Linked DNA regions of Homo sapiens: all the other regions are linked to region 2. Evidence: chromatin loops called from intact Hi-C (ENCODE). Cell type or tissue: OCI-LY7. All regions are shown on one strand.

Evidence for each region. Peaks named below come from ENCODE experiments on the same cell type or tissue, not always from the same donor. Only the 100,000 strongest peaks of a DNase experiment are listed, where the experiment ranks them.
Region 1: it touches region 2 in a loop (2.6-fold over the local background); 1 of 110 quality-filtered maps calls a loop at or near these places.
Region 3: a loop joins it to region 2, with 5 times the contacts of the local background. A loop is called at or near these places in 1 of 110 quality-filtered maps.

The regions. Positions count from the first base shown.
Region 1 is chr2:38,522,481-38,524,980 of GRCh38, reverse strand. No RefSeq gene overlaps it. Among named protein-coding and RNA genes, the nearest start is that of LINC02613, 8.0 kb to the right of the region's middle. In OCI-LY7, CTCF peaks have their summits at 858 and 1,062 (motif pointing right); DNase peaks (open chromatin) are centred at 160 and 830; H3K4me3 peaks cover 1,023 bases; H3K27ac peaks cover 2,036 bases.
Region 2 is chr2:38,407,332-38,409,831 of GRCh38, reverse strand. It overlaps LOC105374468 (a long non-coding RNA gene), which reads right to left and starts at 1,113. Exons shown (of 3, transcript XR_939974.3): 1 at 854-1,113; 2 at 649-739. In OCI-LY7, no CTCF peak of the experiment used is centred here; DNase peaks (open chromatin) are centred at 141, 1,001 and 2,351; H3K4me3 peaks cover 2,204 bases; H3K27ac peaks cover 2,500 bases.
Region 3 is chr2:38,606,823-38,609,322 of GRCh38, reverse strand. No RefSeq gene overlaps it. Among named protein-coding and RNA genes, the nearest start is that of HNRNPLL, 5.1 kb to the right of the region's middle. In OCI-LY7, no CTCF peak of the experiment used is centred here; a DNase peak (open chromatin) is centred at 1,402; H3K4me3 peaks cover 1,038 bases; H3K27ac peaks cover 1,599 bases.

The DNA of each region.
Region 1 (2,500 bases), 120 kb before region 2:
TGAGGGTGTCTGGGACACTGGGTAGGCAAGGTGGTCAAAGAGGATATCCCCTGAGCAACTGACACTGTTCACCCAGACTGGGGAGCAAAGCTCTCTGCTCCTAGGAAGTGAGATTGCCCGCAGTTGCTGGGGGCAGGGAGCCTCTCAGAGGAGCCAATTACACACAGAGCCCCTCCCCAGGGAGCTCATTTCTGGTGGTGAACTGCTTGCAGATGGGGACACCTGTGGATGCTGAAGTCCACGAGACTATCAGGGTTTAGATTTGCTTTTGCTCCTAATCATTCCACTCTTGGCTGGCACCCATGATCTGAGGACCCCTGACTCTGTGGCAGGACACACCAGCCCTCCACAGATGGGAACATACAGCTGCCTCCCTCCTGGCAGGGCCCACGGGGTGCAAACCCCTAGGGTTGGATGGACTTCTGCTGAGAAGGTCTGGGCTGGATGTGACGGCTCACACCTGTTAATCCCAGCACTTTGGAGGCCGACTATGGTGGATCATGTGGGGTCAGGAATTTTAGACCAGCCATGGCCAATATAGTGAAACCCTGTCTCTACTAAAAATACAAAAATTAGCCGGGTGTGGTGGTGTGTGCCTGTAGTCCCAGCTACTCTGGAGGCTGAGGCAGGAGAATTGCTTGAACCTGGGAGGCGGAGGTTGCAGTGAGCTGAGATTGCACCACTGCACTCCAGCCTGGGCAATAGAGCGAGACTGTCTCAAAAAAAAAAAAAAAAGTCTCCTGGGTACAAATATTTGGCTTTCTCCTCCTCCAAGCAGTCTGAATAAGCAACAACATTTATCTTGGGCGAGGAAGGGTGTCCCGGGGAAGGGGCAGACAAGTCTAACAGCCAAAAACAGCCATCTGACACCTGGTGTAAACTACAGCTTCATTCCTTTGAGTAAGAAAGTTTAAAAAAAGGCCCCACATTTTCAGTTAGTCTTTTGGATTGTGTGTGTGTGTTTGGTGGGGTTGGGGGGCTTTAGCAGCTCTCCCTGTCCTGTGACTCCCCAGAACCACGTGCGGGCCCCACATCCATGCGTTTTCCTCCGGGCTGCCCCTAGATGGCGGAGGGCCCTCCTTCACTTTGCATTCTTCCACTTCAGGGCAGGGTCATGCTCCCGAATCATCCCCTAAAGGGAGTTCTTTAACTTCCTGAGACAATCCATTTTTGTTTTGAACAATCCCCACTTGCATCTAACCTAAAGCTCTCATGCTGCAGAAATAGAGAATACCTGAATATCACCTTTTCCTCCTGAATTACAGATCCTATTGCTGTTCCCCTTTAGAGGGCTACATGGTGGGATGGACGGAGCATGGGCTCTGAGTCAAATGGATCCCTGGCTCTGTCACTATCTGCTGGATGACCTCGGGCAAGTGACTTAGTTCTGAGCCTATTTCTGCACCTTCACATGGTTGTAGTGAGGATAAAACAACACAGGCAAAGAGCCTGGCTCATGGGCAGAAGGCTACAAAAATCAGTTTCTTTGATATGTTCAAAAGCCTTTCTTGGCGTAACCTTCAGCCTTCTGGGTTTGAGCACCCTAACGTTACCCATCCTGCTTCCCAACACTTTCATCAGTCCCCCCAATTTGAGGACATCACTGTCCAGGAAGGCCCTGAGCTCACTGTGAAGCCTCTTTTGAGCCTGCACAATGGAAATATTCCTTTCCAGGTGAGGTTTCTATACCAAGAGCTGGCTGCTATGCCCAAGGAGGCTGCCCCAGGGAGAGAGAATCCCCTAGATGCTGCCTGCAGAACAGGGTCAGACAGATGCGACTGTGTTTACGGTCTTGTCCTCAGTTACCTGACACCAGTCTCCATGGGAATTAGCACGAGGCATCTCGAATTTCAGGGTACATATTTCTCTCTGAGCTTGAGCTGTTGATCTTCCCCTCCATGGACCTGCACCACATCCTCCCAGAAATAAGTGACCCAGTCTCCTTGTGCAATGACCTACACAGAAAGCATGCCTTCCTGGGTACGGGAAGAGAACTGGGACAGTGCATAAGGGAGGAGAGGCTCTTGTGAATTAAACAGGGCACACGGGGCTGGTCAGGAGCCAAGTCATTAATGACTCTGCTGATTTCCCTTTGGAGCAGTCAGGACCTGTTTTGCTCTCACTTTTGCATCTTGTAACCCCTCTGATAATCGAGATGGCGGTACCTGAAAGCAGGTGCCCTGATACCGCCCGTAACCTTATGTCAGTATTTCCCTCCCTGTTTTGTCCTTGGACAGCCACCTAAGACCCCAAATCTTTTTTTTTTTTTTTTTGAAACAGAGTTTCACTTTGGTGGTGGTGCGATCTTGGTTGACTGCAACCTCTGCCTCCCAAGCTCAAGTGATTCTCCTGCCTCAGCCTCCCAAGTAGCTAGGGTTACAGGCATGAGCCACCACACCCAGCTAATTTTTGTGTTTTTAGTAGAGACAGGGTTTCAACATGTTGGCCAGGCTGGTTTCAAACTCCTGACATCAGGTGATCAGCCCACCTCGGCCTCCCA
Region 2 (2,500 bases):
GACCATTCCACTTGGAGGAAGCCCAAAGGATTGAAAAAGGTCTCATTGCTTTCCAAATAAGATGATGGAAAAATGCAAAACAACCCAGCAACAGCCACCCAGTTTGATGCTGGTGCCCTTTATTTCAATGCAAATTTAAGACAATCATGGCTCAAGAAAGAGAAATGAAACTGTGCAGGACCTGGCCCCATAGAAACACACATTTTCATTCTCTGTGGCATGCTTTGCTGACGTTACAGAATTTTGGAAAAGTCAATTATTCACAAGTAAGACTTGTAAAATTCTCTAGCCCATAAAGAGTCTTACAATTTTCTCTGGAACTGCAAAATAAATTTTAGACTTATCATTTTGTCATTTAAAGTCCCCAGATCTAGAGCCAGAATACTTAGGGATGCTGGCAGAGTTGCAGGAAAAAAAACTTCTCTCCCAAGGCTTTGTTCTGTTCCAGCGAGCCTGCCAGTTCTGCCTGTACATCCAGTGAGGGGTTGTGTAATCCCAACACTTCTGGGAGCCTACCAACCCTAGAAGAGCCTGTCTCCAACTTTAACCTGGCCTGGCAGGTCCCCCAAACAAAGAACCACTTCATTGTCTGTAGAACCAGTTTGGACCACATTCTGCTGGATTTAAATCTATAATCCACCCACCTACCTGGCACAGGTGGCTAAGAAGTAGTTCTTTTCTGATTTGTATGCCAGAATTTCTGGGCTGTGTTTGGTTTTATCTTTTTCTTCCCCTTCATCTATAACAAAAGAGAGGAAACAGAGGGTATGAGAAGTGTTGCACATCCCCATGGAGGACAGCACCAGAGGGTGTGACCTCAGACCACAACATGGGAAATGTTAGTGACACTCACGGAAGAGTTCCAGGCCGGGTGCAGTGGCTCACACCTGTAATCCCATCACTTTTGGAGGCCGAGGTGGGTGGATCACTTGAGGTCAGATGTTTGAGAGTAGCCCGGCCAACATGGTGAAACTCCGTCTCTACTAAAAATACGAAAATTAGCGAGGCATGATGGCATGCACCTGTAGTCTCAGCTACTATTCGGGTGGCTGAGGCAGAAGAATTGCTTGAACCCAGGAGGCAGAGGTTGCGGTGAGCCAAGATTGCACCACTGCACTCCAGCCTGGGCAACAGAGTGAGACTCTGTCTCAAAAAAAAAAAAAAAAAAAGAGTTCCCCTGCCAGGGCAAGTGATGGACACTAGGAATGGACTCTGCTCCCCGATGTTGGCATAGGGGTATTGGGCAGGTCCGATTTCCCCTTTTAGCCACAGGAAGTAGACTGGACTGTTCAAAGTTATGACCTAAAGGGTATCAGGAAGGTCCTGCCTCCATGTATTTCTCTTTTTAATATGTCCACTGTTAGGACTTCGTGTCTGATTGAAAGTTGTTGAGTTTTAAAGAATAACCTACAAAAGCTGGGCGCGGTAGCTCATGCCTGTAATCCCCGCACTTTGGGAGGCCAAGGTGGGTGGATCATGAGGTCAGGAGTTCAAGACCAGCGTGGCCAAGATAGTGAAACCCCATCTCTACTAAAAATACAAAAATTAGCTGGGTGTGGTGGTACATGCCTGTAATCCCAGCTACTCGTGAGGCTGAGGCAGAAGAATTGCTTGAACCCGGGAGGCAGAGGTTTCAGTGAGCCGAGATCGTGCCACTGCACTCCAGCCTGGGCGACAGAGCGAGACTCCATCTCAAAAAAAAAAAAAAAAAGAATAACCTACAAAAATGTAATTATTTTGTGGAAGGTTTTGCCTGAAACAGTTTTCTGGTAAAAACATTCATAGAAGGGTCACACTCAAGTACTACAAATGCATCAACATTTCCTTAAAGATTTCTATTAATGGAGAATTAAAGCCCACAAGAGCTGTGAAGTTGACTTTCAACAGTCTTTGACTAGGATCAGGAATTTTATGCTTTTTAACTCCTTGTTCTGTCACTGATTCTCAAGGCTTAGGCTGGAAGAGATGGAAAAGAGGGAGTTGACCTCTTCCAGGAGTTGGCCTGGAGGAAACATTTTGTCCCCAGATCCCAGCGCCTCCCAGTGCCACTGGCAAATTAAAACAATGCTTAGGGACCTCTTTATGCCATCAGTGGGTTGAGGACATAGATGCAGGTGAACAAAGAAAAGAGGGCTGAAAGAAGAGAGGAGGAAAAAAAACAGGAGAAAGGGAAGGCTTCAGGGAAGGAGGGTCAAGTCTAGCACCAGCAAATTTGTTGGAGAGGCTATACTCAGTTGCCCTCCCAGCCGTGGGCTGCTGACAGATGGTCTGTGGATGTGTCTGAAGGTGCAGGCACAGGGGTGGAAGTGGCACTGGCCTGGACCACAAGGGTTCTAGTCCCTGTTCTGTAGTAACTAGCTGAATGACCTTTGGTGTTTTTTATCCGTAACAGGAGGGGGTTGGCCATATGGTCTCAAAGGTTGCTTCCAACTGGAGCAGTTCCTGGGTTGTGAAATGGTGATAATTTTGAAAGCCTGTGACTCCACCACCAGTAGGGAAC
Region 3 (2,500 bases), 200 kb before region 2:
CCACCATGTAAGAAGTGCCTTTCACCTCCCACCATGATTCTGAGGCCTCACCAGCCATGTGGAACTGTAAGTCCAATTAAACCTCTTTTTCTTCTCAGTCTTGGGTATGTCTTTATTAGCAGTGTGAAAATGGACTAATACAGTGACATTAATTTTCTGGATTTAGGGGTGAGGGTGAGGAAAGTACTGTAATAGTTTTGGAAAGTAAATAGCAACAAGGGAAACAATGATACAATTCTGTTTAAAATATGTCCTATTGATTCAAATGTTCCCTAACATATTCAGAATGTAAAGACATCGCCTGCTTCAGAAAGCTGAAGATAGGGAGGGTGAAAAAACTGAGGTCTAACAAACCTACTGCATGTGTGATCTTTAGCATCCGTTGTCCTTTTTGTAGTAGTCTCAGTATCAAAGATCAGGAAAGGATGAGTGAATTAGTAAACTTGCTTACAAAGGAAACTTCTTTGATGGGGTGAGATGCACCCTTCCCAAGGTATTTTTAATTTGCTCAAATTAAAAGAGACAGAAAAGAAGAGCTGGGAGCTTAAAATTGAATTATTTTTCTTTAGGAGAAACAAAACAATAGAATATTCTGTGAAATAATTGGGAATGATCAAGAGCACTTAATATCTTTTTGTTGTTAAGTATGAGCAATTATTTGTTAATTTTATCCATATTTTCATATGCAAGGTGAATTTCATTTGGCAAATTCTATTCACTCTCAACTGTGGACAGAAATGCTATCATTTCGTTCTTTATTAAATTATAATGTATTAAAATTATTTTTTAAATGTCTAAAGCAATATCAAGTCACACAAGTCAGAGGGAAAAGTGAAAATAATTTAAATATTATTTCTAAGACTGAGGTCAAATGGCTGTAACCAATAACAAGAACCTGAATTGGCTGGGCGCGGTGGCTCACGCCTGTAATCCCAGCACTTTGGGAGGCTGAGGCGGGCAGATCACGAAGTCAGGAGATCGAGACCATCCTGGCTGACACGGTGAAACCCCGTCTCTACTAAAAATACAAAAAGTTAGCCAGGCTTGGTGGCGGGCACCTGTAGTCCCAGCTACTCGGGAGGCTGAGGCAGGAGAATGGCGTGAACCCGGGAGGCGGAGCTTGCAGTGAGCCAAGATGGCGCCACTGGACTCCAGCCTGAGCGACAGAGCGAGACTCTGTCTCAAAAAACAAAAAAAACCTGAATTTTACCTCTCATTATCGGGTATATGAGTGAGTACTTCTAAGGTTAATCTTTTATTTTTGCAGATTTATCATAATTTTTTTTTAAAGAGGTCAAACACTGTGGCAGCTGGATTCCCAGAGCAGCTGTGCATGACAGCTGATAGAGTAGACCACTGTGGTTACACTCGACTACATCTTGAGCTAATAGTGCTTGAGGCATTTCCTGCAGAGTGCATCCTCCTGGAACTGCGGCTTCTTTTGACCATTACTAAGCAAATATAGGTTGAATTAAAGGGGCTAGTTTCAGCAACAGTGCCACAGTACTCTTTCTCAGTGATCTCTGTCAAACAAGTGGCATCGTCAGAAATAGTGCACTCTGGATTTAACAAAACTTCATAGAAACTAACTGATTTGTCTCTGAATAGCTGGATTTCATGTTAAGTATGTTGTCTTAATCATAACACACCTCTATGGCTCTAATCCTTTGGAAGTGTGACTCACAATAAGATGTGCATGAAGGTTTTACTGGACTTTAACAGGAGTTGAGGCAGGAAACAAAAGTTTTGCATATTCAATGAAATGGCAGCAATATTGGAAATTGAGTTTGGGTATGAAAAACTTGTAATTTGCATCTTTAGTTATTCAAATAATGCATCCATCAGAAAATGGTGACACTTTTCACATAATTTCTGGGCTTTTTCTACAGAAATTAAGTTGAAGGCTAGGCACAGTGGCTCATGCCTGTAATCCCAGCACTTTGGGAGGCTGAGGTGGGTGCATTGCATGAGGCCAGGAGTTCACAACCAGTCTGGCCGACATGGTGAAACCCCATCTCTACTAAAAGTACAAAAATTAACCAGACATGGTGGCACAAGCCTGTAATCCTAGCTACTTGGGAGCCTGAGGCACAAGAATCAGGAGGCGGAGGTTGCAGTGAGCCTAGATCATGCCACTGCACTCCAGCCTGGGTGACAGAGCAAGACCCTGTCTAAAAAAATAAAAATAAAAAAAGTAAAAAATTAACACTAAAACAGTGCATTATATTTGTAATTTCCTGTGGAAGTAAATTGAATTTCCTTATACAAATGCAAATGATGAAAACTATAACGTATTCAATCCTTCCCAGGATTATAGCTACATAAACCCAGGTATAAATTAGTGAATGAAGCTGAGTTCAGTGGCTCATGCCTGTGATCCCAATGCTTTGGGAAGCTAAGGCAGGAGGATCTTTTGAGCCCAGGAGTTTGAGACCAGCCTGGGCAATATGGTGAGACTCCCGTCTCTACCAACAACAACAACAAAAAATAGCTGGGTGTG